3 separate regions of the Homo sapiens genome follow, and all the other regions are linked to region 3. A link is a loop called in an ENCODE intact Hi-C map of the cell type or tissue named here. Cell type or tissue: heart left ventricle. All regions are shown on one strand. Region 1 overlaps LINC01841 (long intergenic non-protein coding RNA 1841). Region 2 overlaps LINC01841 (long intergenic non-protein coding RNA 1841). Region 3 overlaps PKN1 (protein kinase N1).

Evidence for each region. Hi-C counts contacts between places; a loop is a spot of excess contacts. Peaks named below come from ENCODE experiments on the same cell type or tissue, not always from the same donor. Only the 100,000 strongest peaks of a DNase experiment are listed, where the experiment ranks them.
Region 1: a loop joins it to region 3, with 2.6 times the contacts of the local background. A loop is called at or near these places in 24 of 110 quality-filtered maps.
Region 2: it touches region 3 in a loop (3-fold over the local background); 25 of 110 quality-filtered maps call a loop at or near these places.

Annotation. Positions count from the first base shown.
Region 1 is chr19:14,360,827-14,363,326 of GRCh38, forward strand. The region is part of intron 1 of LINC01841 (long intergenic non-protein coding RNA 1841); the gene reads right to left. Among named protein-coding and RNA genes, the nearest start is that of LINC01841, 1.9 kb to the right of the region's middle. In heart left ventricle, a CTCF peak has its summit at 1,088 (motif pointing right); no DNase peak of the experiment used is centred here; H3K4me3 peaks cover 228 bases; H3K27ac peaks cover 659 bases.
Region 2 is chr19:14,355,179-14,357,678 of GRCh38, forward strand. The region is part of intron 1 of LINC01841 (long intergenic non-protein coding RNA 1841); the gene reads right to left. Among named protein-coding and RNA genes, the nearest start is that of LINC01841, 7.6 kb to the right of the region's middle. RefSeq lists enhancers at 721-820, 881-1,060, 1,131-1,180. In heart left ventricle, no CTCF peak of the experiment used is centred here; a DNase peak (open chromatin) is centred at 1,293.
Region 3 is chr19:14,471,087-14,473,586 of GRCh38, forward strand. PKN1 (protein kinase N1) reads left to right here. Exons shown (of 22, transcript NM_002741.5): 22 at 495-773. The coding sequence ends at 698. It overlaps PTGER1 (prostaglandin E receptor 1), which reads right to left. Exons shown (of 3, transcript NM_000955.3): 2 at 2,293-2,500; 3 at 1,380-1,740. The coding sequence ends at 1,474. Among named protein-coding and RNA genes, the nearest start is that of PTGER1, 3.0 kb to the right of the region's middle. RefSeq lists an enhancer at 613-1,261 and a silencer at 1,099-1,188. In heart left ventricle, CTCF peaks have their summits at 1,285 (motif pointing left) and 1,496; DNase peaks (open chromatin) are centred at 850 and 1,275; H3K4me3 peaks cover 358 bases; H3K27me3 peaks cover 985 bases.

The sequences.
Region 1 (2,500 bases), 110 kb before region 3:
GTGGTGCACACTTGTAGTCCCAGCTACTCAGGAGGCTGAGGCAGAAGGATCACTTGAACCCAGGAGGTTGAGGCTGCAGTGAGCTGAGATTGCACCACTGCACTCCAGCCTGGGTAACAGAGTGAAACCCTGTCTCAAAATGTTCAGCACTGTCCTGGTCTGTAGATAGAAACCAAAACAAACAAATAAATTTATGTATTCATTTAATTAAATAAACCAAATTAGCCTGGCATGGTAGTGCAGACCTGTAGTCCCAGCTACTCAGGAGGGTGAGGCAGGAGGATTGCTTGAGCCCAGGAGCTGGAGGCTGCAGTGAGCTATGATCGCACCACTGCACCCCAGCCTGAGCGACAGAGCAAGACCCTGTTTCAAAATAAAAAGAAAAAAGAGAAATAAAGAACTAATATATACATCTCTTTAAAAGCAAACGAACAAAAGACTTGGGCCAAGCATGGTGGCTCACACCTGTAATCCCAGGACTTTGGGAGGCCAAGGCGTGCAGATCATCTGAGGTCAGGAGTTTGAGACCAGCCTGGCCAACGTGGTGAAACCTTGTCTCCACTAAAAATACAAAAATTACAACCGGGCGCGGTGGCTCACGCCTGTAATCCCAGCACTTTGGGAGGCCGAGGCAGGCGGATCACGAGGTCAGGAGATCGAGACCATCCTGGCTAACACGATGAAACCCTGTCTCTACTAAAAATACAAAAAATGAGCTGGGCGTGGTGGCGGGTGCCTGTAGTCCCAGCTACTAGGGAGGCTGAGGCAGGAGAGTGGCGTGAACCTGGGAGGCGAAGCTTGCAGTGAGCCGAGATCGCACCACTGCACTCTGGCCTGGGCAACAGAGCAAGACTCTGTCTCAAAAAAAAAAAAAAATACAAAAATTACCTGAGTGTGGTGGTGCGTGCCTGTAATCCCAGCTACTCAGGAGGCTGAGGCAGGAGAATCACTTGAACCCGAGAGGCGGAGGCTGCAGCCAGCTGAGATTGTGCCACTGCACTCCAGCCTGGGTGACAGAATGAGACTCTGTCTCAAAAAAAAAAAAAAAAAGACCTGAAGGGGGCGAGAGAAAGCCATGTGGGGATCTGGAGGAGGAGGTGGTGCTGCAAGTGAGAGTGAGCTGCCGTGCAAAGCCCCTAAGGTAGGAGCATGCCCAAAACGGCGAGGAAGCTGGCCTGGCTGAAGGGAATGAGCAAAGGGGAGAGAAGGAGGAGGTGAGGGCAGATAAGTGCTGAGCAGATCCTGCAGGGCCCTGTGGGCCACAAGAAGGAATTTGGCTTTTGCACTGAGTGAGGTGGGAGCCCTGGAGGGTCCTTGAGCAGAGGAGGGACGTGCCCTGACAGAAAAGCATGGAGCGGGCGAGCAAGGGCAGGAGCCAGGAGACCAGGGCAGAGGAGTCTGCACTGGGCCAAGGGGGAGTTGATGGGGCCGGACCAGGTAGGGGCTGTGGAGGAGGTGAAAAGTGAGTAGATGCTGGATAGATTTTGAAAATAGAGCTCTCGGGATTTGCTGATACAATAGAGAGAGAGAGAAAGGGACAGGGGCAGAGATAGAGGCCAGGCATGGTGGCTCATGCCTGTAATCCCAGTACTTTGTGGGGCAGAGGCAGGAGGGTCACTGAAGCCTAGGAGTTCAAGACCAGCCTGGGCAACAAAGTGAGACCGGGGAAGGAGAAGGAAGGAAGGAAGGAAGGGAGGGAGGGAGGGAGGGAGGGAGGGAGGGAGGGAGGGAGGGGAGGAAGGAGAAAGAAAGGGAGGAGAGATAGAGATAGAGGAAAGAAAGAAAGAAGGAAGGAGAAGAAAGAGGGAAGGAAGGAAGGAAGGAAGGAAGAAATGGAGGGAGGGAGGGAAGGAAGGAAGGAGAAAGAAAGGGAGGAGAGACAGAGATAGATGAAAGAAAGAAGGAAGGAGAAGAAAGAAAGAGAGGGAAGGAAGGAAGGAAGGAAGGAAGGAGAGACAGAGAACGAAGAAAGAGAAGAAAGAAGGAAACAGAAAGAGAGAACAAAATAAAACAGAGACAGAGACATGGAGGACTCCAAGTATTTTGCCCCAAGAATCTGGGCCAAAAGAAAGGAAACAAGGTGGCCGGGCGCGGTGGCTCCCGCCTGTAATCCCAGCACTTTGGGAGGCCGAGGCGGGCGGATCACGAGGTCAGGAGATTGAGACCATCCTGGCTAACACGGTGAAACCCCGTCTCTACTAAAAATACAAAAAATTAGCCGGGCGTGGTGGGGGGCGCCTGTAGCCCCAGCTACTCGGGAGGCTGAGGCAGGAGAATGGCGTGAACCTGGGAGGCAGAGCTTGCAGTGAGCCGAGATCGCGCCACTGCACTCCAGCCTGGGTGACAGAGCAAGACTCCGTCTCAAAAAAAAAAGAAAAAAGAAAAAAAAGGAAGGAACAAGGCTCAGAGAGGTCCAAGGAGTTGCCCTGGCGGTCCGGGGCCACAGTGGCCTTCATCCCCAGCTGAGATGTGTCCCCAGTCTAAGGCCACTCAGAGCCAG
Region 2 (2,500 bases), 120 kb before region 3:
AATTCATGAATTAAAATATTAGAAGGTGATGTGCTATAGAGAAAAATAAAATAGAGGGGAAAGGTTAGAAAGGACTGGGGGAAGGAAGCTAAAATTTCAAATATGGGGGTCGTCAGGGAAGTACTCACTGAGGAGGTGACCTCTGAGCAAGTATGTTAGGCAGACAAAAGAGTGAGAGGGGCCAGGCGCAGTGGCTCATGCCTGTAATCCCAGCACTTTGGGAGGCCAAGGCAGGCAGATCAGTTGAGGTCAGGAGTTCGAGACCAGCCTGGCCAACATGGTGAAACCCCGTCTCTACTAAAAATACAAAAATTAGCCGGGCGTGGTGATGCCCACTTGTAGTCCCAGCTTTTCGGGAGGCTGAGGCAGGAGAATGGCTTGAACCCAGGAGGCAGAGGCTGTGGTGAGCTGAGGTTGCGCCACTGCACTCCAGCCTGGGCAACAGAGCAAGACTCTGTCTCAAAAACACAAAATAATAAAAAAATAAAAAAATATCTGGGGGAAAGGTGTTCCAGGCAGAGGGAACAGCGCATGCAAAGGCTGTGAGGCTGGACTGGGCCTGGCATATTTATTTGGGGAACAGTGAGGAAGCTGGGGTGGCTGGAGCCAAGTGAATGAGGGGAAGAGAGCTGGAGGTGACAGGGCAAATCACACAGCCAAGCCTTGTGGGCCTTGGGGAAGACTGGATTTTACTGGGTGAGGTGGGAGCCATAGAGGCTTCTTGGAGAGAGGAAGAGCTTGGTCTGAACGGATTCAGGTGCTCACAGGAAGAACAGACGGCCAGACCAACATAACAGCTGTCACAGATACAGGAAGAGATTTTATATCTCCCTGCGGTTGGTTTTGTTGCCTTTTCACACGACTCATGGGGCGAGGCACCAGTGGGGTGAGGAGCTGGGAGGACAGGCCACCCCAGAGTTCCCCTTCCCAGGAGTCAGGGAGCCCCCACCCCACCATGTCCCAGGACACACTCGGGCAGGGCTGCCAGGAGTGTTTGTGTTTCACCCTCTCTAGATGGGTGGAAATGAGGTGTGGCTGGGGAGGTGGTGGGGTGGCCAGGAGGGAAGCTGGGTCCCGGAGAGGCAGGACCCGTGAAGGCATCGGGGAAGGGGGTGCCCCCTCTGAGAAGGCACAGGGGTCTTGCTGTCTCCTTTCTCTATTTGAGTATCAAAGGCCTGCTCAAGCCCGAAGCTAAAGGGAAGGTCAAGGATGTTGGGGGTGTCAGGCTGTGGGTGGCTGGGTTTGGTCACAGCTGCAATTGTACTGCCGATAAGGACCCTCGAGGCTGAATGTCAGCCCGGCCAGGGTTGGGCAACATCCTGTTGGGGAAGTCTCTTCTAGTTATGGTTTTCGCTTCTCCAGCCCTGCCCTGACCCTAATGGGAGAATTACAGGCAGGGGAGCACACACTGAACGCGCACGTTACCAGAAACAGAAATAACTCCCTTTAAATTTTCCCAAGAATAGGATATACACGTGTAAAAAAATAATAATAATAATTTAAAACTTAGACCCAGCTGGGCATGGTGGCTCATGCCTGTAAACCCAGCACTTTGGGAGGCTGAGGTGGGTGGATCACCTGAGGTCAGAAGTTCGAGACCAGCCTGGCCAACATGGTGAAACACCATCTCTACTAAAAATACAAAAATTAGCCAGGCTTGGTGGCACATGCCTGTAATCCCAGCTACTTGGGAGGCTGAGGCAGGAGAATCACTTGAACCTGGGAGGCAGAGGTTGCAGTGAGCCAAGACTGAGCCACTGCACTTCACTGTGCGTGATGGGAGCAGAGACTCCATCTCAAAAAAGAAAAAAAAATTAGCCGGGCGTGGTGGCAGGTGCCTGTAATCCCAGCTACTTGAGAGGCTGAGGGAGAATCACTTGAAACCGGGAGGCAGAGGTTGCAGTGAGCAGAGGTCACGTGCCATTGCACTCCAGCCTGGGCAACAAGAGCGAGACTCCGTCTCAAAAAAAAAAAAAAAAAAAAGAACTTAGACCCTACCTCATAATCACACACAAAAAGTAACTAAATGACTAAATGAGACTAGGCGCAGTAGCTCATGCCTGTAATCCCAGCACTTTGGGAGACTCAGGTGGAGGGATCATCTGAGGTCAGGAGTTTGAGACCAGCCTGGCCAACATGGCAAAACCCCGTCTGTACTAAAAATATTTAAAAAGTAGCCAGGCGTGGTGGCTCATGCCTGTGATCCCAGCTACTCTGGAGGCTGAGGCCTGAGAATCACCTGAACTGGGGAGGCGGAGGTTGCAATGAGCCGAGATTGCACCACTGCACTCCAGTCTGGGCGACAGAGCAAGACTCCGTCTCAGGAGACAAAAAAAGAAAAAGAAATCTTTGAGACCATGGATTAGGCAAAGGTTTCTTACCTATGTCACCAAAACCACAATCCGTAAAAGAAAAAAATAATGAGCGAATTGAACTTCATCACAATGAAAACTTTTGCTCTTCAAAAGACATAAAGAAAATAAAAAGACAAGCCGCCAAC
Region 3 (2,500 bases):
TTTTTTTTTTTTTAGCCAGGGTCTCGCTCTGTCGCCCAGGCTGGAGTGCAGTGGCTCAATCTCGGCTCACTGCAACCTCCGCCTCCCAGGTTCATGCAGTTCTCCTGCCTCAGCCTCCCGAGTACCTGGGATTACAGGCGTGCACCACTCCACCACACCAGGCTAATTTTTGTATTTTTAGTAGAGACGGGGTTTCGCCATGTTGGCCAGGCTGGTCCTGAACTCCTGGCCTCAAGTGATCCTCCCGCCTCGGCCTCCCGAAGTGCTGGGATTACAGGCCTGAGCCACCACGCCGGGCCTCCACTTTTCCTAATCCGGCTTCTCCACCAGGCTCTCGCAGGTGATCCCTCCTGAGCCCCAGTCCCCCCACCCCACTTGTCCTCTGTATGCTCACTCCTCTCCGTGGTCCCCGAGCCCCAGGACTGGTCCCCACTGCAGCACGCCCCCTCCTCAGCCTCCAGGCTGACCCTCCCCTCCGCTTCCCTCCCCTGCAGACTCTGGGCTGGGAAGCCCTGTTGGCCCGGCGCCTGCCACCGCCCTTTGTGCCCACGCTGTCCGGCCGCACCGACGTCAGCAACTTCGACGAGGAGTTCACCGGGGAGGCCCCCACACTGAGCCCGCCCCGCGACGCGCGGCCCCTCACAGCCGCGGAGCAGGCAGCCTTCCTGGACTTCGACTTCGTGGCCGGGGGCTGCTAGCCCCCTCCCCTGCCCCTGCCCCTGCCCCTGCCCGAGAGCTCTTAGTTTTTAAAAAGGCCTTTGGGATTTGCCGGATCCTTGCATCCTCCGTGTCTTCTTGTGTGCAGTCATTGGGGGTGGGGGCGTGCTTGGAGGTGTGGACGTTTGCGGGGCAGGTGGCTGGGTGGTCGTGGGAGTCTCGACTGATGGGGGTGTCATCTGAAGAGGATCAAGGGGCGGCGTGGACTCGGGGCTGTTCTTATGGTGGGGAGCGTGGGTGAGCCGAGATGGGAGGGGGCGTCGGGATTGTGTTGGGGGGCGCCCAGGGGCGTGGGGCAAAATGGTTTGGGGATAGGGTTTTGGGGCTGTATTGGAAGAGCTCAAAGCCGCAGTGAGCAGAATGGTTTCGGAAGTCCGTTAGGGCAGCGGCAAGGTCAGGAAACGCCCCACACACCCTCTGTCTCTGCTCCCAGCGGAGCCCCAGCCCCGGCCGCCCGCACGGTGCGCTTGCTCCTGCGGCTCTGGCGCCCACGGGCCCGGCACCCTCGAACCTCCTAGAACCGCGCCCCCGTGTCTCCGCGCCCTCTTCTGGTAGGCCCCGGAACTGCATCCACCCTGGAGGCGCACGCGGCGTCCCTGCAGCCCCCCGCGCGGCCCCAGTGGATGCCGAAGCCCCGACGGGACACACGGTCCTGCCTGGGCTCGCAGAATGGCTTTTTATTCCCAAAGGCTCTGCGCCGCGCACCTGGGCCCAGCCCAGGGTGGGCTGGCTTAGTCGTTGGGCCTCTGGTTGTGCTTAGAAGTGGCTGAGGCCGCTGTGCCGGGAGCTGCGCAGCGAGCTGGCCTCCCAGGCGCTCGGTGTTAGGCCCAGCCCCGCGGGGCCGCCCTTGGCTCCGGCCCTCGGGGGCAAGAGGCGAAGCAGTTGGCGCAGCACGGCCTGGCGCAGTAGGATGTACACCCAAGGGTCCAGGATCTGGTTCCAGGAGGCAAGGCGCACGGCCAGGAACAGTGGCCGCTGCAGGGAGGTAGAGCTCCAGCCGCCGACGGCCAGCGCCACCAACACCTGCGGGGGAAGCCGGTGTGAGCTATAGAGCAGGCGCGGGCGCAGGGGGGCGCAGGGATGGTGGGGGCGTGGCTGGAAGGTAAAAGCCTGGGAGGAGGGGCGAGCCGTCGCAGGGAGGGTAAATGGGGATCCAGATGAGAAACGGATGCGGAAAAAAAAGGGGGGCAAAGAAACAAACACCTTCAGTGGGTGGGGGTCCGGCCGTAGAGGAGTCTCAGGTGTCCCGGAAAGAGGAAAAGCAAGGGGGTTGGGTGAAAGGACTAGGGAATGAAGCGCGGCGACTTATAACGGTGGGGCAGGAGAGGAGGCTTGTGTGGGTCGGGGTGCGCTACAAAGACCCCAAAAAGGAAGAGGAGAGGGGGGCTAGGAGGAAGGATGGGAGGTCAGATGGAGAAGGCGATGCTGGCTTTCGGGGCAGGTGGGGCCTCTAGGGGCCGGGGCCTTGGTTGAGTCCAGGATGGAGGCCCCAGGTGTCCTGGGACGACAAAGGGCGGGAGGGTGCCGAGAGGGAGCGGGAAGGAGCGTGGCTCGAGGGGCCGGTGCGCCCCTCACCAGCATTGGGCTCCAGCAGATGCACGACACCACCATGATACCGACAAGCTGGCCCACCATCTCCACGTCGTGGGCGCGAGCTCTGCGTGCCGAGCCGCTGCTCCGAGAGCCGCCAAAGAAGGTGGAGGCCGAAGCGATGGACGAGGCGGACGAGGCGGAGGCCGAGCGGGGTCCGTGCGCCCCCCAGCGACGCCGGCTGTCGGGGCCT